Linked DNA regions of Homo sapiens: region 2 is linked to region 1. Evidence: chromatin contacts called from ENCODE Hi-C or POLR2A ChIA-PET data. All regions are on one chromosome and are shown on one strand. Each heading gives the region's core, a stretch centred on a gene start or an enhancer-like site at or near the end of the contact. The rest is flanking DNA. Distances are from core to core; before and after follow the strand shown. Region 1 overlaps C1orf167 (chromosome 1 open reading frame 167). Region 2 holds the start of NPPB (natriuretic peptide B).

The links. A loop is a pair of places that touch in the nucleus more often than their neighbours do. ChIA-PET counts read pairs that join two places held with the same protein, here RNA polymerase II (POLR2A). Pooled maps may share reads with other maps.
Region 2: a loop to region 1 is called in a map of K562, with 8 times the contacts of the local background. The contact joins the promoter of NPPB here to the enhancer-like site in region 1. A Hi-C loop is called at or near these places in 2 of 168 maps with a recorded cell type or tissue (K562 and astrocyte of the cerebellum) and 4 of 50 pooled maps. POLR2A ChIA-PET finds 5 or more read pairs at or near these places in 1 of 52 experiments (GM12878).

What each region holds. Positions count from the first base shown.
Region 1 is chr1:11,783,339-11,787,144 of GRCh38, forward strand. C1orf167 (chromosome 1 open reading frame 167) reads left to right here. Exons shown (of 21, transcript NM_001010881.2): 15 at 836-1,255; 16 at 1,810-1,951. MTHFR (methylenetetrahydrofolate reductase) reads right to left here. Exons shown (of 12, transcript NM_005957.5): 12 at 2,385-3,806. Among named protein-coding and RNA genes, the nearest start is that of C1orf167-AS1, 5.6 kb to the left of the region's middle. Within about 2 kb of position 1,978, at least 22 of the 41 ENCODE cell types and tissues checked have a DNase peak (open chromatin) inside an H3K27ac peak, as active enhancers do.
Region 2 is chr1:11,856,820-11,860,625 of GRCh38, forward strand. NPPB (natriuretic peptide B) reads right to left here and starts at 2,126. Exons shown (of 3, transcript NM_002521.3): 1 at 1,883-2,126; 2 at 1,395-1,650; 3 at 645-852. The coding sequence starts at 2,014. The coding sequence ends at 836. RefSeq lists a silencer at 2,525-2,691.

The sequences.
Region 1 (3,806 bases), core at 728-3,227:
CCGGGTTCAAGTGATTCTCCTGCCTCAGCCTCCCGAGTAGCTGGGATTACAGGCATGTGGCACCACACCTGGCTAATTTTGTATTTTTAGTAGAGACGGGGTTTCTCCATGTTGGTCAGGCTGGTCTCGAACTCCCGACCTCAGGTGATCCGCCCGCCTCTGCCTCCCAAAATGCTGGGATTACAGGTGTGAGCCACTGTGCCTGGCCGTAGATGGTTTTTTTTCTTGGCTTCTCACTGAGTGAGAGATGGTGTTCCTCTCCCTCACCAACCACCTGGGCATGTGATGGGAGGCAGGGCATGGCTGATGTGGGACTTGAACCCATACTGCTGGTTCCCATCCCCCTCGCAGGGCAGCCCCTGCCCTCTGAGGCTGAGGTTGCAAGATGGAAAGCCAGTGCTTTCACCTGTTACTGGTCGTTTACTGTTTTGTGGGAGATTTGCAGGTGTAACTTTGAATAAATGTGACTTTTGACTCTGAGAACGAGACAAGCCCTCCCATGCATCTGTTTTTGTTTTGTTTCATTTTGTTTTTTTGAGATGGAGTTTCACTCTTGTCACCCAGGCTGGAGTGCACTTGCGCGATCTCGGCTTACTGCAACCTCTGCCTCCTGGGTTCAGGCAATTCTTCTGCCTCAGACTCCCAAGTAGCTGGGATTACAGGTGCCCACTACCAGGCCTGGCTAATTTTTGTATTTTTAATAGAGACGGGGTTTCACCACGTTGGTCAGGCTGGTCTCAAACTGACTTCAGGTGATCCACTCACCTTGGCTTCCCAAAGTGCTGGGATTACAAGCATGAGCCACCACACCTGGCCCAATGTGTCTGTTTTGCAGCTACTTCCAGGCCTGGTGTGAGGTTGTAAGAGACACGGGGGTGCTCCGGGCCCAGCATCAAGCCTTTCAGGATGGCCTGAGGAGAAGAGCACTGGGGGCCGTGTTTGCCACATGGCGGGAAGCCCAGGAAGTGGCAGCCGGGGCACAGGAGCAGCGTGTGGCCCAGGCCTCCCTTGCCCGCTGGAGAAGCTGCGGGCAGCAAGGCCAGGAAGATGGGCAGCAGAAGAAGGCCCGGGCCCCACAGGCCTTCCCAGCATGGCCAGTGGCCCCGGGCATGCACCATGAGGCCCAGCAGCAGGCAGGAGAGAGCGCTGGGGCCCAGGCAGCCCAGTGCTGGACTTGGTGCTGGGCTCTGTGGGTGCATGAGTCCTGTCGGGGCCAGGTCAGCCGAGCCCATGCTTCCTGGAAGCCGCGAGCCTGGTGAGTGCTGTGGTCTAAGTGCAGCCCCACTCTGTGCTTCCAGCTCAGGCCTCAAGCCTGTTTTTGGCAGGGGTAGAGCGTAATTCATGGCTGGGTGGCAGGGCAAAGGCTCAAGAGGGTGGTTGGGGGTGACAGGGAGAGGCCGCCCTGGCCATCTAGTCCTGGGCCACATCCTGACACCGCCTCTTGCTGTGTGTCCCCTCCTTGGGGAAGTCTCTAATGGTCATGCCTTGCAGTCACCAGCACAGCCAGCCACTCAGCAAGCGCCATAAACGCGCTCTTGCCAGGGAAGGGGAGGCAAAGTGGCACTGGCAGGACTGTCCCCTCTCTGCCCCTAAACAGGATGCTTGTCCCCGTCTGTGATTTTCTCCTTCCAGGTCGCTCTCCATCCTGTTTACCCAGATTCTCCCTCCAGAAAAGGGAGTGTGGGAGGTGGGTGGGCCCCAGCCTGGGGCTGGGCCCGGAAGGCCCCCTCCCGCAGGGCACTGGGGGGGCTCCCTGCAGAGAGTCCTGGCCTTTATGGCCCTGGCTGCAGACTCCTTCCTCTCCCGCAGGGTCCTAGAGGCCTCGGTGCAGTCGGCGGTGCGCGGCGGTGTCCAGCGAGCCATCCTCACCCAGCTCCGGCCGGCTGAGCTCAGGCGCTTCCTGCGGACAGTGCAGCTCAGGGTGCGGCTGGGACTGCCAGGGGCCGGCAAGGTACGCCCCAAGCCCCAGACTGACCTCACGCTCTGGCCCCGGATGGCCAGCAGGGGGAGCCTGCTGCTGGACGCCCCAGCCCCTTGGAAACAGGTGAAGGGAGCCTAGGCAGGGCGGGAGGTCCAAAAATGACCCTCGGACCACCGGCCTTAGAATCAGCTTGATTCAGCCGGTGGTGGCAGCATGGCTGGATGCCTCCCCAGGGGCCCAGCAACCTCGTATGCACCACCTCTCCCCAGTTCTCAGTCAGCCTCTGACAAGCAACTCTGAATCCATCAGCAAAGATGAACCTGGCACCTCTCGAGTGCCAGGCCACTGCAGGTCCGGCCGCAAAGACCAGCATGTTGGGTCACAGCCTGTTAGGGAGACATTGAAATGCATGCTTTCTCACGGTGCAGTTGAGGATCAGAATAGGTACACGAGGACAGTAGCATTTTTTTGTCAAGTTTTTTTGTTTATTTTTGAGACAGAGTCTGGCTCAATTGCCCAGGCTGAAGCAGAGGAGTGATCTCAGCTCACTGCAACCTCTGCCTCCCGGGTTCAAGTGATTCTCCCGCCTCAGCTTCCTGAGTAGCTGGGACTACAAGTGCACGCCACCACGCCTGGCTAATTTTTGTATTTTTAGTAGAGACGGGGTTTCACCATATTGCCCAAGCTGGTCTCGAACTCCTGAACTCAAGTGATCCTCCCACCTCGACTTCCCAAAGTGCTGGGATTACAGGTGTGAGCCACCGCGCCAGGCCAAGTTTTTTTTTTTCTTATTGGAAAAGTGAAATATGCTTATTACAGAAACCTCAGAAAATATAAAGTAGAAAAATACCAAAATTTCTTTCATAATTCTCTCTACCCAAAGGCATCGGTCAGTCCCTCTCCAGACCAGAAGCAGTTAGTTCTGACACCAACAAGTGGTGATAAGAGGTTGATAGCCTAGCAAGGGGGAAGAAGCCACCACCAAACCAAACACAAAAAATGACACTGCACAGCAGTCTGGGGACATGTCCTTGAAGGACACAGCCCCAAAGATACTGGCAGGTGAGGTAGTGTCCCTAAGATCAACAGGCATCATCATGAATCCTATTTCAGAATGCCACAAAGAATACGTTTTAGAGAAGATTCTAAGAGAAAAAGCTAAGGTGATTTTTTTTTTCAGTCGTTTTTTGTTCTCAGACAGTGTCTCACTCTGTCGCCCAGGCCAGAGTGCAGTGGTGCGATCACAGCTCACTGCAGCCTCAACCTCCAGGGCTCAAACGATCCTCCCACCTCAGCCACCTGAGTAGCTGAGACTACAGGCGTGTGCCACCACACCCGGCTAATTTTTTTTTTTTTTTTTTTGTAGAAATGGGATCTCACTATGTTGCCAGGGCTTGTCTCAAACTCCTGGGCTCAAGCGATCTACCTGCCTTGGCCTCCCAAAGCATTGGGCAGGCCCATTACGCCATGAGCCACCACACCTGCTGGTTTTTGTTTTTTAAATGGAATTGAAAGGAACTAGCCTTGGCTAGTTGCAGAATTCACACATATGGGGCTATGGCAACAGCAGATTCTGGAGTCTCAGGGTCTTTTCTTTCTAGATAAGTTACAGGGCAATTGCTTTTCAGAGTACTTTTACATTTCTATTCCATTCTTGTCAGTAAAGACAAGGATCCCATAAGCTGATGGAGAAACTGAGGCCTCTAGAAACTAAACGCTGGGAATGGCACCCAGGGTGCTGAATTCCAGGGTCTCCTCTTTTCTGCCACAGGCACACATGCCCCAGCAGCCCCTTTGGAGAGCCCCCTCTCTATAGGGTACTAGCCGGGGGCTCAGACTCTGGAGTCAGACGGCTTCCGAGGGATGAGGCCTCAGACAAGTAACT
Region 2 (3,806 bases), core at 876-3,375, 74 kb after region 1:
GGCCTGGATTGCAGGGTGTGTGGGAAGGGGACCCATAGGAGAGACAGCCTCCCCACTGGTTAAGGCAAAGAGAAGAGATGATGCAGCCCCAGGGGAGGGGCACCCTGGAAAGCTGGGCTGATTGCCAGACCCCTCTCACTTTGTGGGTTGGAGTTTTGAAGGCTCCTTTGCAGGATGACCCCAGGAATTGGAGTTTCAAAGCTGATATTTGGGGCAGGATGGAGGGCTCACCCCGGTATGGGAATGTAGATGAGCCACACCCACACACACTGCCCCCAGTCGTTGACATTTTAGCTGAGACCTGAAAGCAATAATCCCCAGGGAGAGTGCTTTAATGGTGGAATTCCAGGCAGAGCAAGGACGAGTGGAGAAAACGGCTGGATACGTGCCCTCAGGTTGCACACGTATCCTGCCCTGCTTTGAAAAGCAGTTTCTCCCAAGTGCCTCAAGTGCTTGAGATATTCAATAACATTTCAGAGCATTAAAAACTCTGAAAGAAAAGAAAGCCTGCTACCTCTGAGGCCACATCCTCATCCCACCATGAAGATGCCTTGAGATCACAGGGCTTTGTGGTTTTAGTTGGGTTGGTTTCTTTGAAATGAGGGATTATTTTTAATGCGCCAAGACAAATCAGTTTCAAAAGATAAAGCTTATAATGTTGACTTTATTTCACCGTGGAAATTTTGTGCTCAAAGGTAAGAAACCATCTTATATAAAACAATCAAATAAATACATAAATACATTAAAAAAATGAGTCACTTCAAAGGCGGCCACAGGGTTGAGGAAAAAGCCCCTTGTGGAATCAGAAGCAGGTGTCTGCAGCCAGGACTTCCTCTTAATGCCGCCTCAGCACTGTCAGGGAAAGAGAGAGGGTGATGATGGTTAGGGTGGGAGATGGAGGCAGGGGCTGAGCTTACCTCATCGTGTGCCACCCACCACCCTGTTAGTCATCAGACGTTTGAGGCTTAATGCAACTCTCTGAGCCTCAGTTTCCTCATCTGTAAATTGGGGATTATCATTGCTCTGGTGATCCTGCTCTCTGCCTTTGAGACTATAGACAGTTTAGAGGAAACCAGGAGGAAATGTTTGGTTCTCTTTCTGCACCACTGGGGGGCTGCCAAATGATAAACAGACCCCCAAAGGAGATTCTGCCCCTTTGATAAGAAGTAGGAGGTGGGGAGAAGGTATTGTGGGCATGGTAATGAAATAAGCCCACATTTACTAATTCCACAAAGGCACCCCTTGGCCCTGAAGGCTGTTAACAAGAGGAAGCGATGTCCAGGTGACCTTTTCTCAAAGAGTGTGGTTCCCAGAGACAACAAACCCCAAAGTGACTCTAACAGTGTCACACACTGGAATGGGGGAAGGCGGCCGGGGTGGCAGGGGGTGCTTACCTTTGCAGCCCAGGCCACTGGAGGAGCTGATCCGGTCCATCTTCCTCCCAAAGCAGCCAGACCCTTGCACCATCTTGGGGCTTCGTGGTGCCCGCAGGGTGTAGAGGACCATTTTGCGGTGCCCACGGATGCCCTCGGTGGCTACCTCCCGGGACTTCCAGACACCTGTGGGACGGGGGCTCTCCTGGAGGGGCTCCAGGGATGTCTGCTCCACCTGCAGCTCCGACAGTTTGCCCTGCAAATGGTTGCGCTGCTCCTGCAATGAATGGGGGCGTCCAAGCCTCAGGGACCCACCCCTGGGCTCACCAGCCCTTCATGGCACCCAAGTGAACCGACTGCCTTGGGTACAGGGTCAGGGCACCCAGTCTCTCCATTTTCTGATTCCTTTATCACTAATTCCAAAGGAAAGATGAGGGCCTCTTGGGACAGCAGGTGAGGACCCTTTCATTGCTGCTGTCCAATCCCCCTGAGCTGCCCTCCGCTCTCACCTGTAACCCGGACGTTTCCAAGTCCGAGGCTGAACCGGGGCTGCCCAGCGGGTGGGAACGACCTCCCAGGAAAGCCAGATGCAAGAAGAGCAGGAGCAGGAGCGCCCGGGAAGGTGCTGTCTGGGGATCCATGTCTCTGGAGGGACTGCGGAGGCTGCTGCTGCTGCTTCTGCTGCTGCTGCTGCTGCTGCGATGCGTCCGGGTTTGCTTCCCACCTGCCCTCAGCCTGCGGGGTGCTCCTCCTGGCTCCTCGGGACACCGTGGCCTTTTATCCTGGAGCTGAGTGTCGGGCCTGCCCTGCCATGCAGGGTTATCTCTGATTTATCAGCCACATTCCGGGCCTCTGAGATCAGGGCCCGGGAATGAGCCCCTCCGCGCCTGCGACGTGGGAGGTGGAGACCGGGCAGAGCCGACCTTGTATAGAAATGGGCCGGGTCGGGCCGGGGGGCAGGAACGCGCTGGAGACACAGACAAGTCCCCGTCTCCCGCTTCTTCCTTTCCTGCAAATGTCCAGGTGTCCTAGGTTGGCGCTTTCTTCCTGCCTCCCCACCCCACCGTTGCTGGAAAAGGCAGGGAGGACCCCGGCTTTCCGAGGACCGACGTGAGCGCGGGGAGCACGGGGTGACTCACAGCGAAAACAGCCCCGGCCAAGACCCCGCCACCCGCGGCGCCTCTCCCCTCCCCGCGCGAGTTCCCTGGCCCGCACGTAGCGCAGCACCTGCTCGCCGCTGTGCACCCTGCCTGCCTGCGGGTCCTCGGGGGCGCCCTGGCCGCTGTCCGTGGTGCTGATCACCCCGAGGGAACTTGGAGCAAACTCTCAAGAGCTGCTCTCTTCAACGGGATTTTCAGGCCAGAAAGACCTGCGTGGAGCAAGGACAAGAGACCTCCGAGACCTTTCCCTATGCTCTCACAATCCGCCATCTTATAGTCCTTACAGCAACGGGATGCTGATTCCCCAGTGGCAATTCATTAAAAGCCTGGGTATGACCAGGAACTTCTGGAATGCTGACCCTTCTTTCACTCCTTAAAGGGAAGAGCAGATTTCGCTGGAATTTTGAGAGATAGGGTCCAGTGATGACGAAGTCACCCAAGAATGCCTTATATGTGTGTCCTCCACGTGTCAACACCTCCTCTCCCCCACCAAGCCAACACAGGATGGAAAACAAAAGGATAGGCTGGGCATGGTGGTTCACGCCTGTAATCCCAGCACTTTGAGAGGCCGAGGCGGTCGGATCACGAGGTCAGGAGATCGAGACCACGGTGAAACCCCGTCTCTACTAAAATTACCAAAAATTAGCTGGGCATGGTGGCAGGCGCCTGTAGTCCCAGCTACTCGGGAGGCTGAGGAAGGAGAATCACTTGAACCCAGGAGGTGGAGGTTGCAGTGAGCTGAGATCACGCCACTGCACTCCAGCCTGGTTGACAGAGAGCGAAAAAAGAAAGAAAGAAAGAAGGAAAGAAAGAAAGAAAGAAAGAAAGAAAACAAAAGGATGGCTGGAATGATGGTTATCTATTTGCTGGGATACCAGAGATATGGGGATTTCCCCTCTCCCAGTGCCTCCTTCATCTGACCACCCATGATCTAATTATCATTAGCAGGTGGCCTGGTGATTAGAAGTGAGACTTTGGAGAGAAATGCCCCTGAGAAGAGTCATAGCAGCTTAAATACCCCCCTAAAGCATATATGACTGATGTCACTCCCCTTCCAGAGAATTGGTGTCAACAAGCAGCAGGCTGGAGGAGTGGAGCTGTCTATGAGGGGAGAAGAGTTACAGCAGAGAAGGGCAGCAATAAGAAACTGGGACCTCTAAGCAGATCTTGCCTAAAAAATAGCATCTGCCCCTGAGGTGAGAAAAGCACGGTTATTATTCCTCACTTCAGAGGAGGAAATGGTGTTCATGAATTAATCTACTTTCCAAAAGTC